Regions from separate parts of the Homo sapiens genome. Here region 2 is linked to region 1. A link is an interaction called in ENCODE POLR2A ChIA-PET data of the cell type or tissue named here. Cell type or tissue: K562. All regions are shown on one strand. Each heading gives the region's core, and the rest is flanking DNA. Links, peaks and the distances in the headings are about the cores only.

Region 1 (13,012 bases), core at 4,985-12,984:
CCAAGGTTGCCAGGCAAGAAATTAAAAATGGTAAGTTATATGCGCCTCTGAATTTAGTGCTGTCAACTGTCATTCATCATATTAACTTTGCATCCATATCTGTAAAGGGTAGAGGCATAAAATCAAAATGTCACTGAAGACATTTTTTTAAAAAGTAAGACATCCAAACTTAATGGTAGCAAACCAGAAAAAAACATAATGCCAATACTAGCCCAACTTCACTGAGTGTGAGTGGCACTGTCACAACTGCCCTGCAAGTGAATATCTTCCTGTCATATGCATACAGACATATACACAGCACATGCCCTTGTTCCATACAAATAAGATGGGGAGGTCAGGGACAACCAATGTTTTGGAGAAACCCCCAGTGGCTGGGAAGGACACAAATTACTATGTGGTAGAGAAAAAAGAGTGAGCGTCCCACAAGCATTTAGGGAAGGCTGGCCAACAGGAAGACAAAGCCAGGAGTTTTCTCACACTACAAACCTTTCTCCCCTACTGCTATGGTGGCAACAGGCATAGCTCAACCTGACCAGGAATGAATAGAGTGGTTCTCAACCCTGGATGAAATCATTTGGCAAGCTTTAAGATCCCAGGGATCAGGAGCAGCACCTGGGCTGAGAACAGGTTGGGACCCCTATACGAAGTACAGTTGTTAGGGTTCTAGGTGCAGACATTCCCTGAAACACATGAAGCTGAAAGGAAATTCAATGATAATGTTTATTTGAAGCGTTTAATGCAATATTTACAAAGTATTATTTAAGTGGCATCATCTTTATTTGTATTAAATTGAATAGCAATACAAACATACAGCTCGAAGCCAATGGCATCTTACCCGTCTATTGAGGGCTGTCTTGCTACCAAGTTTTGTCATCTCCCCAAGGCTGTTCTGTGAAACTCTTCTGTCAGCATCTTCCTGTATCCCTTAAATAATTTATCAAGACAGCATCACTTACACCAAAATTCTGTTGTATATGATATTTAAAGAAATGTGAAACAACAACAATATTTTTCAAGGTAAAAAGGAGAGTCGCCATAAAGAAACTACAAAACTATTTCAAACTCAAAGTACTTTAGGAGCCTGAGCTTTACCTGTAGTATCTGAGCATGGAACGTCTCCATTTGTTGCTGAAGTTACGAGAAATTTTCTTGCATTGCTTAGTCCACGACTATTAAGGAACACAGGCAAGTGGACTATGTTGCGCATGTAGTCATGGCCATTTATATTTGAATCCCGAAGCACACTATTGAGGTTCTGGTTAATTGCCTTTATGATAATATGTGGATCACTTGCAAAAATGGCAATGAACGGGCCTTTTGAAAACAGAACTCGGACCTGTGGCAGAAGAAATGTACAGTTGTGACATACATTTTAAATTGTCCAAAAGAATAAGGCATCTCTTCAAAATATGTGCTACCTTTTGGTGACAATATTTCTAAACTACTATTTCTTTTCATCAAAACTTACTCTGCACAAAAGCAAATTTTACTGACAGCTCAATCTAGGTTTGTTGTCATCTGACATAGATAAAACCTGCAAAGAAAATTAATATTGTCCTTCTTTCAGACATTTACAGTCTGCTAAAGAGGTAAATCAATGCACATGAGAAACATTCATGAATACAGATGCTCTATTCATTTTTCTCACAGTGCCACTAAGCTAAAATTATTTAAATATCTTTGTGACTAAACATTTATTCTTGCTACATTTCTGTATAAAGAATGGTTGTTTTTACAAAAGAAAAATCACAAAATAGGAACTACTCAAACAAAAACCAATTCCGTTCTATTTTTAGATATTTGTGAAGTCAAACATTCTCTCAAGTGCCACAACATAACAATGGTGGCTTTTGAGGTGGCGCAAACGTACAGTGTCCAGCATCTGAAGGACTTTGTCCTGCTCACAGGCATCTAATCCATCGATGATGACCACCAGCCTTGTCTGATTCTGAGTGAAGCTGTCAATGGTTTTTGCCATCCTGGCCATCAATTCCACTTCACATTTAAGAACCTGTATTGCAAAGGAAGGTATAGAAAGCACTGAAGGAAGATCCAAGAAGCTTAAACATATTTCTTAGAAAGCGTGATAGAAAGTCATCTAATAGGAACAGAAGACATTCAAAGTCCTTGCTGCCAGTTGTGCTTCCACTTAAAATAAGAGCGAGTGCTTCACAATTTACCAAGTGACTACACATAAATTACAGCAGCTGATCCTCAGAATGACACTGTGGGATAGACACTACCATATCTGTTCTAAAAAGAACAAACTGGGTTGAGTGACTAACTTGCCAAGATTAGAGGCTCTGAATGTGAAAAGATTCAGATCTGGATGCAAATCCAAATGATCAAAGCACTACACTGCTGCTGGCTCCCTGATGGCATCTGACCTTTCACTTTGAAAAAGAAAATCCTGTATTATTTATTTTGGTGGTTCAATTTGCTATTTTTAAAAACAGATATCTTTACTGGGCTCTAGAGGAACTTATATTATTAGACAGTAGTTGCTAACTCTTTTGAATAACTTATAAAAGTCTATTTTATAAAAACATGCTACTGTTATGATGTTTCTCACTCCAAATATGTATTTCCACTGGAAAAATCTGGAATAGAACTCAAAATAAATAAAAGGACTGCTGGTTTCTGGTTCTACATATATGTAAACACTTTGGAAGTGGCCACTCCTTGATTACGTAAGCTTATATATGTGTGTGTGTGTCTGTGTGTGTGTGTGTGTGTGTGGTGGGGGGTGTGTGTGTGTGTGTATAATGTACATATTATGTATGCTTATAAATGTAAATGAAATTAGTAACAACAATGATACAAGGGACGGGAGAGAGGAATTAGGATTATTTTGCTATTATAAGATAAACTACCTGAGAAGTGATATAGTATTACTTGAAAGTGGGCTTGGATTAGTTATAAATGCATATTGCAAACCCTAGGGCAACCACTCAAAAAAAACAGTTTAAAAAAAAGTACAACTGATATGCTAAGAAAGGTGAGAAAATGGAATCATAAAAAAATGCTCAATAAAAGCATAAAAGACAAAAAGAAGAGTAGAAGACAAAAATAGGAACAAAAATCAAGCAACAAATAGAAAACAGTAACAAATACGATAGATATTAATCCATCAAAACCAATTATCCCTTTGAGCGTCAGTGTTCTAAAGATATCAATTAAAAGAGATGTCAGAGATGATCAAAAAATAAGAGCTAATTGTATGTTATCTACAAGAAACCCACCTTACATAAAAAGACACACGTAGATTAAAAGTAAATGAATGGAGAAAGCTATACCAACACCAATCAAAAGAGAGGGGGAGTAACTATATTAATTATTATATATATATAATATATATATATTAAAGGGGGGCATTACATAACAACAAAGGAGCTGATTCTCTAAGGAGACATAATAATCCTAAACATTTATATATCTAAGAAAGGAGAATCAAAATATGTAAGACAAAAGCTGACAGAACTGCAAGAAGAAATAGATAAATCCACTATCATAGCTTGAGACCTCAATACCATTCTATAAGGACAGATGCAGCAGTCAGAAAACCAGTAAGGACGCAGTTCAGCTCAACAACACCATCAATCAACTGGCTATAACTGACACCTACACTTATTTCATCCAAAAAAAGAAAAAAAAACAGAATACACATTCTTTTCAAACTCACATAAAGCATTCACCAAGATGGACCACATTCTGAGCCATAAAACACGCCATAACAAATTTAAAATAGAAATCATGCATACAATGTCTTCCCCTCAGTGGAATTAAACTAGAAGTCAAAAACAGAACGATAATTGGAAAATCCCAAAACATGCAGAGATTTAAAAACACACTTCCAAATAACACATGGGTCAAAGAAAAAAGTCTCAAGAGAAATTTTAAAATATTTTGAACTAAATAAAAATGGAAACACAACTTATCAAAATTTGTGGGACGCAACAAAAGAACAGCTGAGAAGAAAATTTATAGCACTGAATGCATATATTCGTAAAGAAGAAAGATATAAAATCAGTAATCTGGCTGGGTGCAGTGGCTCATGCCTATAATCCCAGCACTTTGGGAGGCCAAGGTGGGTGGATCGCTTGAGCTCAGGAGTTCGAGACCAGTGTGGGGAACATGGTGAAACCCTATATCTACAAAAATTAGCCAGGTGTGGTGGCGTGTAGCCTGTGGTCCCAGCTACTCGGCAGGCTGAGGTGGGAGGATCCCTTGAGCCCAGGAGGCAGAGATTGCAGCAAGCTGGGATCGCACCACTGCACTACAGCCTGGGCAACAGAGTGAGACTCTGTCTCAAAAAATAAATAAATAAAAATAAAATAAAATTAATAATCTAAGCTTCCACCTCAGGAAACTAGAAAAAGAGCAAATTAAATCCAAAGTAATCAGAAGAAAAGAAATAATAAAAACTAAAACAGAAATAAAACAATGAAACCAAAAGCTAGTTAGTTCAAAAGATAAACACAATCAATAAGCCTTGGACTAACTAAGATGAAAGAAGAGGAAACACAAATTCAGAAAAACAACAAATAAAAGAGAGGCTACCACTTTAGACCTACCTCATGGACAAAAATAGGATAATAAAGGGATACTACAAACAACTCTATGCCCACAAATTTGATAACTTAGATAAACAGACCAGTTCTTTCAAAGACATAATTTGCCAAAATTCACAAGAACAGGCCTATATCTATTGAAGAAATTGCATCAATAATAATTTTTCAAAACAGAAAGCACCAGGCCCAGAGGGTTCACTAATGAAGTCTACCAAGCACTTACAGAAGAAATTATACCAACTCTACATAGGATCTTTCAGAAGACAGAAGCAAAGGGAATGCTTCCTAACTCATGCTATGAAGTCAGCATCACCCTAATACCCAAAGCAGACGAAGTCTTGACAAGAAAAGCAAACTACAAACCAATAAATATCTCATGAGCATAGATGCAAAAAACCTCAACAAAATATTAGAAAATCATATGCAAAATGTATAAAAAGAATTATACACCACAATCAAGTGAGATTTATGCCAGGTAGGTAGGGCCGGTTCCACATTCAAAAATCAATTAATGTAATCCATCACTTCAACAGACTAGGCTGGGCACAATGGCTCATGCCTGTAATCCCAGCACTTTGGGAGGCCGAGGAGGGAGGGTGGATCACCTGAGGTCAGGAGTTCAAGACCAGCCTGATCAACACGGTGAAACTCCGTCTCTACTAAAAATACAAAATTAGCTGGGCATGCTGTTGCATGCCTGTAATCTCACCTACTTGGGAGGCTGAGGCAGGAGAATCACTTGAACCCGTAAGGTGGAGGTTGTAGTGAGCTGAGATGGCACCACTGCACTCCAGCCTGGGCAACAAGAGTAAAACTCCGTCTCAAAAAAAAAAAAAGAAACAGGCTAAAGAAGAAAGATCACATGATTGCATAATTAGATAAAGCAAAAGCATTTGACAAAATCCAACACCATTTATGGTAGAAACTCTCAGTAAACTAGAAATAGAGAGGAACTTCTTCAACTTGATAAAGAGTATCTGTAGTTAACATCATACTTAATGGTGAGAACATGAAAACATCTACTAAGATCAGGAACGAGGCAAGATTGTCCCTTTTCTTACCACTCCTTTTCAACATAGTACTGCAAGTCCTAACTAATGCAATAAAACAAACAAACAAAAAGGAAATAAAAGGTATGAAGACTGGGAAGAAAGAAAGAAAACTGTCTTAGTTCACAGATGACTTGACTCTCTATGTAGAAAAACCGAAAGAACCACAATGAAAAAAAACTCCTGGGACTAACAAACAATTATAGCAAGATTTCAGATTAATACAAAAGTTGATCACTTTCCTATATATCAGCGTCAAACATGAAATTAAGAACACAATTACTATATATATTAACACTGCAAAAAACGAAATAGGTATAAATCTAACAAAATATGTATAAGATCTATATGAGAAAAACCACAAAACTCTTGAAAGAAATCAAGGAAGAACTAAATAAATGAGGAGATATTCCATGTTCATGGGTAGGAAGACTCAATACTTGACCTAAAGATTTAACGCAATCTCAATGAAAATCCCAGCAAGTTATTCAAGGTGAATCAAAAGTTCATATGAGGAGAAAAAGACCCAGAATAGCCAACACAGTATTGAAGGAGGAGAACAAAATAGGAGGACTGACACTACCCAACTTCAAGAAAATAGAGCTAGAGTAATCAAACAGTGTGGTATGCGCAAACGAACAGACAAAGAGAAAGAGCCCAGAAACAGACCTACACAAATATAGTCAATTGATCTTTGACAAGCGGCAAAGGCAATACAATGCAAGAAATAGCGTTTTTAACAAATGGTGCTGGAACAACTGGAAACAAAAAAAAAAAAAGAAAAGAAGCAAGGAAGCAAGAAAGCAAGCAAGAAAAGAATCTAGACACATTCACACTTCACAAAAATTAACTCAAAATAGCTCACAGACCTAAATGCAAAAGTATAAAACACCTAGAAAATGACAGAGGATAAAATCTAGGTGACCGTAGGTTTGGTGTTAACTTTTTAGATAGGACACTAAAAGCAAGATCCATGAAAGAAAGAATTAGTAAGCTAGACTTCATCAAAAATGTCTGCTCTGCAAAAGACACTGTCAAGAGAATGAAAAGCAACCAAAAGAATGGAGCAAAATATTTGCAAAAAGCTTATCTGATAAAGGACCATTAGCCAAAATACACAAAGAACTCTTAAAACTCAACAATAAGAAAATGAACAACCTGACTGAAAAATAAGCCAAGACCTTCACAGCCAATTCACCAAAGAAGACATACAGATAGCAAATAAGCACATGAAAATATGCTCCACAACATGTGTAATCAGGGAAATGCAAATTCAAACAATAAGATACCACTGCACACCTAACAGAATGGCCAAAATCCAGAACACCAATAATACCAAATGCTGGTGAGGATGTGATGTGGAGCAACAGGAGCCTCATTCATTTCTGGTGGGAATGCAAAATAGCCACCTCAGAACAGTCTGGTTGTTTCTAACAAAACGAAACATCATACAATCTAGCAATCACACTCCTTGGTATTTACCCAAAGGAGTTTTCAAATCCTTTATGTTCACACAAAAGCCTGTCCACAAAAGTTTATAGCAGCTTTATTCATACTTGCCAAAACTTGGAAGCAATAAAGATGTCCTTCAGTAGATAAATGTATAAATGAACTGTGATATATCCAGACAATGGCACATTAGCCATGCTAAAAAGAAATGAGCTAGCAGGTCATGAAAAGACATGAAGGGCACTTAAATGCATATGACTACGTGAAAGAAGCCAATCTGAAAAGACTACACATGTATGATTCAACTATATGACATTCTGGAAAGGGCAAAACTATGGCGATAGTAAAAAGAAATGGTAGCCAGGGGTTAGGGAGGAGGGTGGAGGGAGGGGTGAACAGGTGTGAAGAGGTGAAGCACAGAAGATTTTGAGGGCAATAAATCTACTCTGTATAAGACTATAATGGTGGATACATGTTATACATTTGTCCAAGCCCACAGAATGTACCACACCAAGAGTGAACCCTACTGTAAACTATGGATGCTGGGTGATTATGATGTGTCAGCCTAAGTTCATCAATTGTAACAAATGTACTGCTCTGGTGGGTAATCGTGCCAATTGGGGAGGCTGTGTATGTGTGGGGGAAGTGGGTATATGGGATATCTTTGCACTTCCCTCTAAATTTTACCGTGAACTTAAAACTACCTTAAATTATAGTCTTGAATGAACGAATGAATGAATGAACAAATTAAACTAAAATAAATGCAACACTTTAACATTTAGAGAGTGTACTTCCTAAAGCCCAAATGAGCATGGCAGTGGCAACATATTCGCATTACAATTTTTTCTAATAACCAATGAGTGCTTACTTTCATGAATCCTTCACTTTTCAATTTGTGCAGTTTGGAGGCTGCATTATGGAGGCGTTTTCTTTGGGAATTCAGGAGCGAGTCCAGCACTTGCCACCATGTACGACAGTTCAACACAAAGGCCAATCCCACTACAGATGCGATTGATATGAGGACAGCATTTACAGTCAGATGCTTTGGGTCAACTCTAAATATAGCCAGAAGAGTAATTCCAGATATAATGCAGCCAATGATAAAAAGGAAGATGACAAAAGATGGGAGACAACATGTTTTTTTCCATTTCTTTTTACCTGTAATGCAACAAATGGTTTTAATAATTAACATATCAAGGATCTAGAAAATCCTAACATTATAGTCACAATACCTGATGAGTCTAATGTTCAAGGTGTGTTTTCATGAAAATAAACTGAACATCTATCCCACCCCCATCCCTTACACACAAAGAAGGAAGGAAGGAAATCCTACCCTGAGTATCTTCAGTCTTGAATACTCGAAAAAGCCTGGTTGCCAAAAAGCCAAACTCTCTTTCACAAGCATCCGAGAGGGTTGCAATCATTTCAGCCAGAGAAGTTTCTCCACCTACACTGGACAGTCTATTGTAATCTGTAAACAAAAACCTTGAAGAAAAGAACAAATCAAACATTACTTTATTATCTAAAGTAACAAATAACTTCAATGTATGTCATCTTTGCATCACTTACCCTTTATTTTCTTTTTGTCTCTTTCAAAATATTGTTTTTTAAATTCCAAGGAGGGAAAAGAATTTGTAATTAGGTAGCTTCCACTTCTAAAATCTTACATACTTTTCTTAGGAAAAAACAGTAACAAAAGTGAAATGTGCAGGGCCATATAAAGTAATTCTGACTAAGGACAGGCGGGGGAAAGTTACGCCAGAACTTAGATGTGGAGTATCAAGACACCCCAACAGATCTCACGACATAGTGGTTAAAAGGTGACACACGTGTCATGATGTGGCCACCAAGAGTTGCACAAGAAAGTTTTCTAACACCAACGAAAGAGACTCTAACCCTGAAAAAATATTAATTACAGTCATTAAAGAATTTCAAGCCCAGTAATACCATTTAAAAACTCAAGTTTTAGCATGGCTTATTTTATTTATAGCTTCCACGTCTACCAGGGATTGAGAAATAGTTGTAAAATATTCTCTTCACAATTGATCTTCAAAATTAAGTGAATTATTTGTATTCAGAGTCTCTGAATCATTATTATTTCTGTTAGTTCCTTTCTCCCTTCCATCTCTAAATTAAACTCTCATCTCAGTCCAGTAGATAAGCATTGCTCTCAGAATACAATCTGTAATATACTGTGTGGTCTTGACGATGCTACTTTAATTGTTCTAACTGAAAAAAAAAAATACCACCTCATTAATTTAGACTGGTTTCCTTATTTTCTGTAAAAATATTCCCCCAATTATTTTATTCTGTTTTCCTTTTAACTTTTTCACTTTTAAATCCTTTTCTTAATACTTAATTCTCTATGCTAGTTACTTAAAAGTTTTTACCTTTATTTTTCTCTTATACTCAGTTTTAATATTTTACCTGGTTTGGCTTATTTATTTTCATCTTAAATTACACTTATTTTTTCTTATAACTAAAAAATTTTCATCTTTTAATGCTTTTTTTTTTTGAGCAGGGTCTCACTTTGTCACCTAGGCTGCAGTGCGGTGGCGTGATCTTGGCTCACTGTACCCTCAACCCCCGAAGCTTAAGCAGTCCTCCCACTTCAGCCTCCCAAGCAGCTAGAACTACAGGCACGCACCACCACACCCAGCTAATTTTTCTATTTTTTGTAGAGATGGGGTTTTGCCTTTACCCAGGCTTGTTTTGAACTCCTGAGCTCAAGCAATTGACCACTTTGGCCTCCCACAGTGCTGGGATTACAGGTGTGAGCCACCACATCTGGCTTAATACATTTTAAATTCTTACATTGCTTACTTCCATTGAATTTCTTTTGCTTTTAACTTTCTAGCTTTTTTTTTTTTTCATTTCACTGTCCTCTGGAGCCCTCTACCTTTCCTTTATTCCTGGACTTAAACATTTTTCATCTTTTCTTTTTTCTCATAAATTTCCTACTTAATATGAATAATAATTTTAGACAGACATGTGAATATATTTCCTGAGCTGAGAAAAGCACAGCTCAGAGAGGGGAGCTGGGTTTCCCCAGGTTAACCGCTCACATAAGGAAGGGCCAGGTCTCCAGCGGGAAGCTCTCTGGGGACCAAGGCCAGTGGCTGGACCCCTCCTCCATCCAGTGCTCTCTTCAAAGTGTGTTCCAAAAGATGGTAACAGGTGACATAACAGGGAGAAAAGGTTTATGCTTAAATAAAATTTGGTAAATAAAAGTTAAACAGGTTTCTTTATGGAAAGGTGCCTCTGATCCTTTAACGTACAGGAGGGATATATAATCTGAAGTGTTTCCCACGGTATTTGACCAGGGCATGTTTTTATTTCTGTATGTAAAAGGTTCCAATGTTTTTTGGAACATACATTGAGAAATTATATTCTATAAACTTTTTTTTTTTTTTGAGACAGAGTTTCGTTCTTGTCGCCCAGGCTGGAGTGCAATGGCGCGATCCTGGCTCACTGCAACCTCTGCCTCCCAGGTTCAAGCGATTCTCCTGCTTCATCCTTCCAAGTAGCTAGGACTACAGGCATGCGCCATGACGCCCCCGCTAATTTTGTATTTTTAGTAGAGATGGGGTTTCACCATGTTGGCCAGGCTGGTCTCGAACTCCTGACCTCAGGTGATCTGCCCACCTTGGCCTCCCAAAGTGCTGGGATTACAAGCGTGAGCCACCACACCCGGCTCCTATAAACTTTCCGAAGTGAAAAATATTTTTTTCTGAATCTCATTGAAGATTTCTTCTGTCAAATGGTACAACTCACCTCACAGGTAAAGCTTTAGTAGTCTGCTCTGGCAACTCAGGTGGATTCACAAACATCAATTTAAGGAGGAGTTCCAAATATCCAATATGTCTTGCCAATCTAGTGCTGAGGACCCAGGCCCAATTCCAACTCTCTCCTTCTCTTCGTCCACCAAAGTAAATGACAACTGAAATTCACAGTTTAAAAAAGTTATCCAAAGCAGTCACTAGTCAAGCAGATCTTTTCTCCAAAGATCAAGTATCAAGTAATGAGAGCTAAGCTTACATAGCTTCCTATGGTCCCATACTATTTCCTAACTACTCCTCAAAGAATTCCATTAACCTCCCCTAAGATACAGAAGATATGAAAAATGAAAAGTAAACTGACTAAAACATGCCTTAAACAGAAACATAACTGCAGTTCAGATTCAAATGCAAATCATCTTGGGTTTATCACTATTCGCAACTGGTGAAGTTGGTTATCAGTTCCTCTAACAGTAAATCTATTTCCTTTCTTGCAACTGAAGACACCCCCAAGAATAGGGATTATATTATATTTTTTTTATTTTGCTTTTAGATAAAATTAAAAGTACAGACATGGTCAAAATGCTCAAGAGCATACCAATGATGGCTTTGAAGCCTTCTTTTCAGAAAAAGAATTTTTTTTTTTTTTTTTTTTTTGAGATGGAGTCTCGCTCTGTTGCCCAGGCTGGAGAGCAGTGGCGCCATCTCGGCTCACTGCAACCTCCCCCTCCCAGGTTCACGCCATTCTCCTGCCTCAGCCTCCCGAGTAGCTGGGACTACAGGCGCCCGCCATCTTGCCCGGCTAATTTTTTTGTATATTTAGTAGAGACGGGGTTTCACCATGTCAGCCAGGATGGTCTCGATCTCCTGACCTTACGATCTGCCCGCCTTGGGCTCCCAAAGTGCTGGGATTACAGGCGTGAGAGCCACCGCACCCGGCCCAGAAAAAGATTTAAATATAAATCATTAATTAACAAAAAGAGTAAGTATAATAATATAGGTTCTTGCTTCAAGATTAACAAGTAGTACATTAGTTTATAAGCTACTTCAGCCAAGTTGTGAGCAATGTTCCTTTAGGAAAATTTATGGAGTAGCAAAAAGATCAATTTTCTCACCCAATTATGAAAATCACATACAGGTTTTAAAAGACAGATAAAGAAAATGTTTTTTCTTTATCTATGAATCTTAACGTTTTCTCCATTTTTGAAAAAGATAAAAAGCAAAGACTTACTAAAGAATATATATAAGAGAGCCAAGAAGCTCAGTGACACTGCTATTCCAAGATTTGGGTGGACCGTGAAGGCAAACAATAAACCAAGCCCTCCACAAAGTAGCAGGGTAAGAAACACTATGAGCCATGAGAACTGAAAGAGAGGCTCAATCTGTTGTCCGGCGAAGGTTTTCATTTCGTCTGAAAGAGAATTTAATACGAAACCTTATTCCTGTTTTGTTTAAGAAATACAACTTTTAACTCAATATGCAGTTTTCACATTTTCAATGTAAACATTTATTGGACACTTAGTAGGTCCCTAGATGGAATACTGCCACTTAACCATTTTACCCAGTGTTCTCTTGCCAAAGATGAACATCTCACCCCCAGGACCACAGCTAGGCCTGACTCGCCACCCTCTCCTGCTTCACGTGGAGGATGTACAAAACCCCTTCTCATATACTCCCATCTGTCAAGATTTTCTTGAGATTTGTTTTTTGTGGTTTGCATTAACACAAACAACAAATATTATGCATATGCATATTGTTTCCACATGCAAAAATAAAAACTATACCCTATATCTTCAAACTACATATCACCACCATTCCACTGTGATCCTTCTCATCCCTTCTCCCTCCAATCACATTTGAGAATACTGTTCTTAAAGGTGCATGTTGAGCCCAATGGAGTCCCACACAAGTAATTCTTTGTACAAAACTTGGGGAAAATTTTATAGGCAATACTGAAACCTATCCTTGAAGAATAAGTAAGCTTTTGCCAAGCAAAAGGCATGCATGTTGGGTGGGTGGTAGTGAGGCCACTAAGGAGCTGCTAATAGAGGGAGCAACCTGGGAAACACATCTGGTCTGTTCTTGCAAGAGCAAACAGTCCTCTGTGACTGAAGCTGGGGCACATGCCAGAGGTGGTGCTGGCAGGTGGGACCATGCAAATTGACAA
Region 2 (8,000 bases), core at 1-8,000, 110 kb after region 1:
GTGTGGTGACTGGTTTATAGAAATGCTTCATCATATTTTGGTTTCATTTCCTGATGGTCATTAGCTCAACACATTCCCTTTGTTTTAAGTGGATGGCAGTCCCAAGGCTTCTGGTCCAACCCATCAGCCGGTGCGTAGCACATGGAGAAACAGAAAGACAGAAGACAAAATTATCATAGGGAACTATGCAGGAGTATGTTATGGATGAAAATAAGAAAGGATTATAGGAAAAGTTCAGTAAGGGATGAGCAGATTAAAGAGAGCTCAGAAATGCAAATTGGAGGGCAAAACAGACATATGAGTCCAACGCAGCAGGTATATGGCTGGGAGACAAGAAAGACTGATGGGAAAGGGCATATCTCACCCTTCCGCAGCAGGAACGACTGTGCAGGAAGCATTTACAACAAAAACAGTGCAATGGTGCACAGGGAGGTAACTGCAGTGGGCTTTCTTAACAGCATATTTTGTTCATAAATCTCTGGTTCAGGACAATTAGGGTGATTCACACAACTATTTCACTTACATCTTTACTGACATTTTAACTATTAAATATCTGTTGACTTTGTATTAATGGAGCTTCAGTATCTAACCACTTCCTGGGCCCTAGGAAAGTCTGGGATACCTTGACACGAATTGGAAAGAACCTCCTGTTTCCCTAGGATGGAAATGGGAAGCTGAAGAAGGTAGGAGAGGCAGAAGGCTTTGGAACTTCCAGAGTGAGGTCAGGGCCTCAGGATGGAGCTTCCGTTTCCTTCTATAGGACAACATTAGTATATTTAAGTGGTATTACCGAAATTTCCTTCCAGTGATACTCTGCTAAGAATGTGGGAAAATATGAAATATAACTGTCCAAAGTAATACTTCAACTGATGTAACAGTTTCAGCTAATATTAAAAAATTCAGCTGAAGTAAAAACTCCAGACTTTCTGAAATAAAACAAAGGATGAAAAAGTTAAAAAATATATTCACACACTTTTTTCTCTACAAAGAACAAGAATAGTAGGATTTGGTTCTATTACACAGTAAAACTCAAATGTAGTTAAACATTACAAGATAATGAATGCTAAAAATGAACAATTACTTTCATGATTGTTCCATTATCTCTGGGAGACCACTAAGCTTAAGGGAAGTCTGTATATTAATGCTACAAATCAACTAAAAGCATCTACTAGGTAACAGCTTGCCACCAGGACATGTGTTACCCAGCAACGGAGGCAAACTGTTAACTGTTCACCTCAGTTATCCTAAGTGTACAAGTACCCTTTCAACCAAACAAGATCCACTGACACCAAGTAACCCCACTTACCTAACACCAAATGAATACAAAGTGAGAGATAATGGAAAAGTCCATTGGTCTTAGTCATCCATTCATTCATTTACTTACTGCTTCATTCAGAAAAAAAAAAGTATTTAATTAATGAGCACCTACGATGCACCAAGTACTGTTCTATGTGCCAAAGATACAATGTGAACAAGACAGGCCAAGTCCTTGCTGCTATGAAATTTATACTGTACTGGAGAGAGACAGATTATAAACAAATAAACAGGTAAAAGACACAGTGTGTCAGATGCTGCCAGTCCTGGGCAGTGAAATGAAGCAGGGTAAGGGGCCTAAGGAATACAGAACACAGGTGGGAACCGGCCTCACCCAGAAGATGACAGTGAAATAGAGGACAAGCTCTGTGGAGGCCTGGGGTAAAAATATTCCAGGAAGAGAGAAAAGTAAGTTCAACAGCCCCAGGAAGAAGTGTGACTGGCATGTTGGAGGATCAGTACGGAGGCCAATGTGATGAGCAAGGAGGACAGGAACAGAAGCTAAAGATGGCAAGCAGGACACCGGATCCAGCAGGCTCTGCAGAGCGAGGACACAGGCTTGGATCTGAGTGACACGGGAAACTACTGGAGGATTTTAGGCAAAAGAGTGACTTGGTTTTAAAAGAATATATTCTGACTCTAGGTTGAAAAAAGACTGTGGGGGCACCAGAGGCAGGGGGAGGGGGTGGGGGAGGAGGCAGGGGGAGGGGGTGGGGGAGGAGGCAGGGGAGGTGGGCAGGGGGAGATGGTGGCTCAGACCAGGGTAACAGCACAGGAGGTCTGAAGTCACCTCTAGATCTATTCTGAAAGGAAAGTCAATGGGATTCGATAATGTATCCAATGTGGGGTTTCATACCTGGAACCACCAAGGTTTTTGACCAGGGTAACTAACTAGGAGGAGAAAGCTGACTGAGAAGGGAAAACAGCACTGCAGCTTCAGGCACGCTTGGCACAAGAGGCCCTAGACAGCAGGGTACATAGGCAGCTGGACATAAGAGTCAGAACACTTAATCCTGACCCCACATCAGCTGTGGAAAACAAGGAAGTTATTTAACTTTTCTCAAAACGGTTACCTATAAAACACAAGTGATAATAATGCCACTGTGTGGATTAAATTCAATAGTATCTGAGACACAGCAGATGTTTAATAGGAGCTGGGTCCCTTCTCCCATTCACACCTTTGCATAGTAACTGCCAGAACTGCTAAGAAGCCAGTGGCGCTGAAGGGACCTAATAATCAAAAGGGAAGTGCTGTTCCTGGAGAAGCTTTCTCTTGAGAACAGGAAATGAAAGGTATGTGAATAAACTACATAACAAAGTATCCACTGCCCAGTGAGCTATTTGAAGGTCTGCACAGAGAGAGCTGAGGGAATGCATTTCAAACAAGAGTCATTTAGTTTGGGCCTTTAAGACTGCAGAAGTTTGGACATGCAGATATGGCTGGAAGGATGTTCCAAGGAGAGACACTGGGATAAGCAGCAGAACTGAAGAAGAAAGAACAGGTGAGAGGGCACACATCAAGGAGGCCCTGCAGGCCTGTCACCAGCTTCTCAGCCTCAGGAAAACACTGCATTTTTTTTTTTAATACTCTAAGTTCTGGGATACATGTGCAGATCGTGCAGGTTTGTTACATAGGTATACATGTGCCATGGTGGTATGCTGCACCCATCAACCCCTCATCTACATTAGGTATTTCTCCTAATGCTAACCCTCCCCTAGCCCCCACCCGCCGACAGAACCCGATACGTGATATTCCCCTCCCTGTGTCCACGTGTTCTCATGGTTCAACTCCCACTTATGAGTGAGAACAACACTGCATGTTTCTGACGAACCTTGTACCACACTGCTTTGTGAACACACATACATTCAGGGAGAAAGGCTTGGTTCGGTAGGGTGGGGAACAGACAAAGCAAACCATAAATAGATCCATCTCTGTTTACTCCTGGTAACTTGAATTACATTAGTGGCAGCTAAACGGAATGTTTCCTGTAATCAAACGTAGGTCAAGGGCTGGGAGACACTCCCACAGAATGGGCCAGGATAAAGGCCCACTACTTGCAGGCAGTTGAATGATTCATATCGACCCTATTTACAACACAGTTGCTGGGCGCCATGTGCGGGGAAGATAATGAAGGGCCAAGGGGGGCCTTCCATGACTCATTTCAGAGAACACAGAAACACATCTACAATTAGACTCTGAACGTGAATAATACTTTCTAAAAAGGAGTGATGGACATGACAAGCACACCTGTGGCTATCAGATTGTGTGCAGAACTGGTGGGTTCTTGGTCTCGCTGACTTCAAGAATGAAGCCACAGACCCTCACGGTGACAGTTCTTAAAGATGGTGTGTCCGGAGTTTGTTCCTTCTGATGTTCAGACGTGTCCAGAATTTCTTCCTTCTGGTGGGTTCGTGGTCTTGCTGACTTCAGGAGTGAAGCTGCAGACCTTCACGGTGAGTGTTACAGCTCTTAAAGGCGGCACGTCTGGAGTTGTTCGTTCCTCCCAGTGGGTTCGTGGTCTCCCCGACTTCAGGAGTGAAGCTGCAGACCTTCGTGGTGTTACAGTTCATAAAGGCGGCACGTCCGGAGTTGTTCATTCCTCCCAGTGGGTTCGTGGTCTTGCTGACTTCAGGAGTAAAGCTGCAGACCTTCATGGTGAGTGTTACCGCCTCATAAAGGCGGTGGGGACCCAAAGAGTGAGCAGCAGCAAGATTTATTGTGAAGAGCAAAAGAATAAAACTTCCACAGCGTGGAAACGGACCCTAGCGGGAGCCACTGCTGGCTCACCTGGCCTGCTTTTATTCCCTTATTTGGCCCCACCCACATCCTGCTGATTGGTCAATTTTACAGAGTGCTGATAGGTCCATTCTACAGAGTGCTGATTGGCCCATTTTACAGAGTGCTGATTGGTCCATTTTACAGAGTGCTAATTGGTCCGTTTTACAGAGTGCTGATTGGTCCGTTTTACAGAGTGCTGATTGGTCCGTTTTACAGAGTGCTGACTGGTGTGTTTACAATCCTTTAGCTAGACACAGAGTGCTGGTTGGTGCATTTACAATCCTTGAGCTAGACACAAAAGTTCTCCAAGTCCTCACCCAATTAGCTAGACACAGAGCGCTGATTGGTGCATTTACAAACCTTTAGCTAGATACAAAGTGCTGATTGGTGCATTTACAATCCTTTAGCTAGACAGAAAAGTGCTCCAAGTCCCCACCCAACCCAGAAGCCCAGCCAGCTTCACCTCTCAATCCCCCCTCTAAACAGGACACCCAACTGCTATTGAGAATTTGGCCGATGACCGCTCTAGCTACTTCCTGCTGGATAGGAGCGAAGAAGGGGCCCTGCAGCTGTAGTGTCCTCCAGAAAAGTTGTTAGTTGAGCTCATTTGGGGTTCCGTTTGTAAGAACATCTGTAGGTTGATGGCCTCGATTCTAGAGGAAACAAATTTGACAAAGAGGTTAAAAATAAAGGGCACGAAGGCAAGTAATAGCAAGATGGCTGTCACAGGACCTAGAAAGGGGAGAAGCCATGTTGCCCAACTCCAGAGGTTGGTATAAGAGTTGTGAAAGGGAGCCGGGCACGGTGGCTCATGCCTGTAATCCCAGCACTTTGGGAGGCCGAGGCGGGCGGATCACGAGGTCAGAAGATCGAGACCATCCTGGCTAACATGGTGAAATCCCATCTCTACTAAAAATGCAAAAAAAATTATCCAGGCGTGGTGGCAGGCACCTGTAGTCCCAGCTACTCAGGAGGCTGAGGCAGAAGAATGGCGTGAACCCGGGAGGTGGAGCTTGCAGTGAGCCGAGATCGAGCCATTGCTCTCCAGCCTGGGTGACAGAGTGAGACTCCGTCTCAAAAAAAAAAAAAAAAAAAAAGAGTTGTGAAAGGTGTTGTCTGATTGCAGAAGCCTTTTCCCGTAAAGGCCGGGTGGCATCTCGTAATATCCCTGACTGGTTAGTGTAAAAACAACACTCTTCCCCTAAGAAGGTGCACAGTCCTCCTTTCTCAGCAGTGAGGAGGTCTAGGCCTCGGTGGTTTTGGAGAGTCACTGCTGCCAGAGTCTATTTGGGATTGTAGAGTAAGGATAGATTTCGTCACTTCCTGCAAACTGTCTGAGAAATCCTTTGAGAGTGTGTGGCAGTAGGATAATGCATGTTACACTGTTAACTTTTAGCAAAATTTACTTTAGTTGAAAACCTTGTTAAGTTTGGGATTTTAATTTTTCTTTGCTATTAATAAGACCTTGTTCAGTCCATATTAACTTAAAATTGGTATAGACGGCTCCTTCCTGATTCTATAAGTACTTTAAGGTTTGGCTGAGTGCAAACAGCTCACACGTTTGAGCAGACCAATTATTAGGCAATTTTCCTAACTCTGCTTCTGTAATAGTTTCCTTATCACTTACTGAATACCCATTGTGTCTTTTTCCTTAATCGCCTGGGAGGAACCATCTATCTCCTGTCCTGAAGGGAGTTCCTCCTATGCCTGATGGGACCTTTGTATGATAATTAAGATTTAGATCCCGTTAGGAAACCTGCTGGGTTAAGGATTTTTGATAGGAAGGCTACGGGCTGTCAGTGGCCTCAGTGCTTTCGGGCTATGCCCTTGTTTACACTGATAACAAGGTGGTATTGGAGTGTTACAGGGTTATAGAGAAGACCTTCAATTATCAATTATAGGTTTTAAAATTTACCCTGGCTTTTAAAGGAAAGGGGTACACTGTTTTTTCTTTACTACTTCTCTCTTTGACTTCTTTGTCTCTGTCTCTTCCTCTCTTTGACTTTCTGTGTCTCTTTCTCTCTTTTTCTCTGATTCCATCTTTGTCTCTTCCTCTCTGTCTCCTTCTTTGTCTCTCTTTCATCCTCTCTCTTTCTCTGACTTTCTGTCTCTTTCTCTCTTTCCTTTCTGCTGCCTCTGCCAGCTGCTTATGCTGCTGTTCTCCCCTCTCCTTCCCCTTTGGATGGCTTCAGCAGTGTAAGACTGCCACCTCCTTGGGTTTCTGTACTGCATGCAATAACTCCATGGTTTCCTTGTGGTATTTAATGGAGGGAACGTTCCCCCAGAGGTTAGGAACTCCCTTTCTTTCCATATTGCAGCATGGGCATGTAGGATTAGATAAGCATACTTGCTATCTGTATACACATTTATTCTTTTTCCCCTTCCCAGTTCTAAGGCTTGGGTAAGTGCCACTAGTTCTGCTAATTGGGCACTGGTCCCTGGGGGAAGAGGCTTACTTTCAAGTATGGTTACATCACTAACTATGGCATAACCTGCCCTTCATATCCCATTCTCCACAAATGAACTTCCATCAGTATATAGGTTAAGGTCAGGATTAGCTAAGGGGACTTCTAAGAGGTCATCTTGGGCGGCAAAACTCTAGACTATAATTTGTTGGCAGTCATGCTCGATTGGTTCCCCATCCTCTGGGAGAAAAGTGGCAGGGTTGAGGGCCACACACATACATATCTGAAGCACTGGTCCCTCAAGGAGTAGCGCCTGGTATCTAAGTAGGCAATTGTCTGATAGCCATAAACTTCCTTTGCCACCTAGTATGCCATTTACATCACGAGTAGTTCAGATAGTGAGATCCTTTCCTTGTATTATTTTGATAGCCTCTGACACTAAGACGGCCACCGCCACAACTATCCGTAAACAGTGAGGCCAATCTTTTGCTACTACATCAATTTCCTTACTTTGGTATGCCACTGTTTGTGGGGTTGTCCCACGAGTCTGAGTAAGGACTCCAAGAGCTATCCTTGCTCCTCTGTGACATACAAAGAGAAGTTTTGTCCTGTCGGAAGGCTTAAAGCTGGAGCTTGTACTAGGGCCTGCTTTAAGGTTTTTGAAGGCTGTTTCTGCCCCTGGTTCCCGTTCTACTAGATGAGTATTTGCCCTGGGTCTCCTTGATTAGAGTATAGAGGGGCCTGGCTATCTTGCTGTATCCGGGGATCCATAGTTGGCAAAAGCCAGTGATTCCAAAGAACCCCCGCAACTGTTTTAATGTCTTAGGGCACGGATAAGCCAGTACAGCCTGTATTCATTCCTTGCTGAGGGCCCTGGTTCCTCTAGCTAAGATTAGGCCTAGATATTTGGCCTGCTGTAGGCAAAGCTGGGCCTTCGACCTAGACACCTAGTACCCTTGATTAGCTAGAAAGTTCAAGAGATCTAGAGTAGCCTGCTGGCAAGAGGCTTCTGAACTGGTGGCCAAAAGTAAATCATCCACATACTGAAGGACCAGAGTGCCTGGACTTGAGAAGTGGCCTAGATCTTGGGCCAGTGCCTGACCAAACAGGGGAGGGCTATCCCTAAACCCTGGGGGCAAGACCGTCCACGTAAGTTGGGACGTGTGGTCTGTGGGATCCTCAAAGGCAAAGAGAAACTGGGAGTCAGAGTGCAGGGGAATACAGAAGAAGGCATCCTTGAGGTCCAGAACAGTGAACCATTCTGCTTCCTCTGGTATTTGAGAGAGCAGGTTATAGGGGTTGGGTACAACTGGATATAGAGGAATTACTGCCTCATTGATAAGTCTAAGATCTTGCACTAGTCTCCACTGACCATTCGGTTTTTGTACTCCTAGAATTGGGGTGTTGCAGGGACTGCTGCATTTCCTTATTAAGGCTTGAGCTTTGAAACGTTTAACAATATCTTGCAATCCTTTATGAGCTCCAGGTCTTAAGGGATATTG

What was found. Peaks named below come from ENCODE experiments on the same cell type or tissue, not always from the same donor. Only the 100,000 strongest peaks of a DNase experiment are listed, where the experiment ranks them.
Region 2: POLR2A ChIA-PET joins it to region 1 with 6 read pairs; 2 of 35 experiments call an interaction of 5 or more read pairs at or near these places.

Annotation. Positions count from the first base shown.
Region 1 is chr2:8,777,804-8,790,815 of GRCh38, forward strand. It overlaps KIDINS220 (kinase D interacting substrate 220), which reads right to left. Exons shown (of 30, transcript NM_020738.4): 14 at 12,077-12,256; 15 at 10,844-11,009; 16 at 8,403-8,554; 17 at 7,938-8,227; 18 at 1,871-2,011; 19 at 1,093-1,336; 20 at 836-924. Among named protein-coding and RNA genes, the nearest start is that of KIDINS220, 53 kb to the right of the region's middle. In K562, for the core only: no CTCF peak of the experiment used is centred there; no DNase peak of the experiment used is centred there.
Region 2 is chr2:8,891,070-8,899,069 of GRCh38, forward strand. The region is part of intron 4 of MBOAT2 (membrane bound glycerophospholipid O-acyltransferase 2); the gene reads right to left. Among named protein-coding and RNA genes, the nearest start is that of KIDINS220, 57 kb to the left of the region's middle. In K562, for the core only: no CTCF peak of the experiment used is centred there; DNase peaks (open chromatin) are centred at 3,412 and 4,073; H3K4me3 peaks cover 192 bases.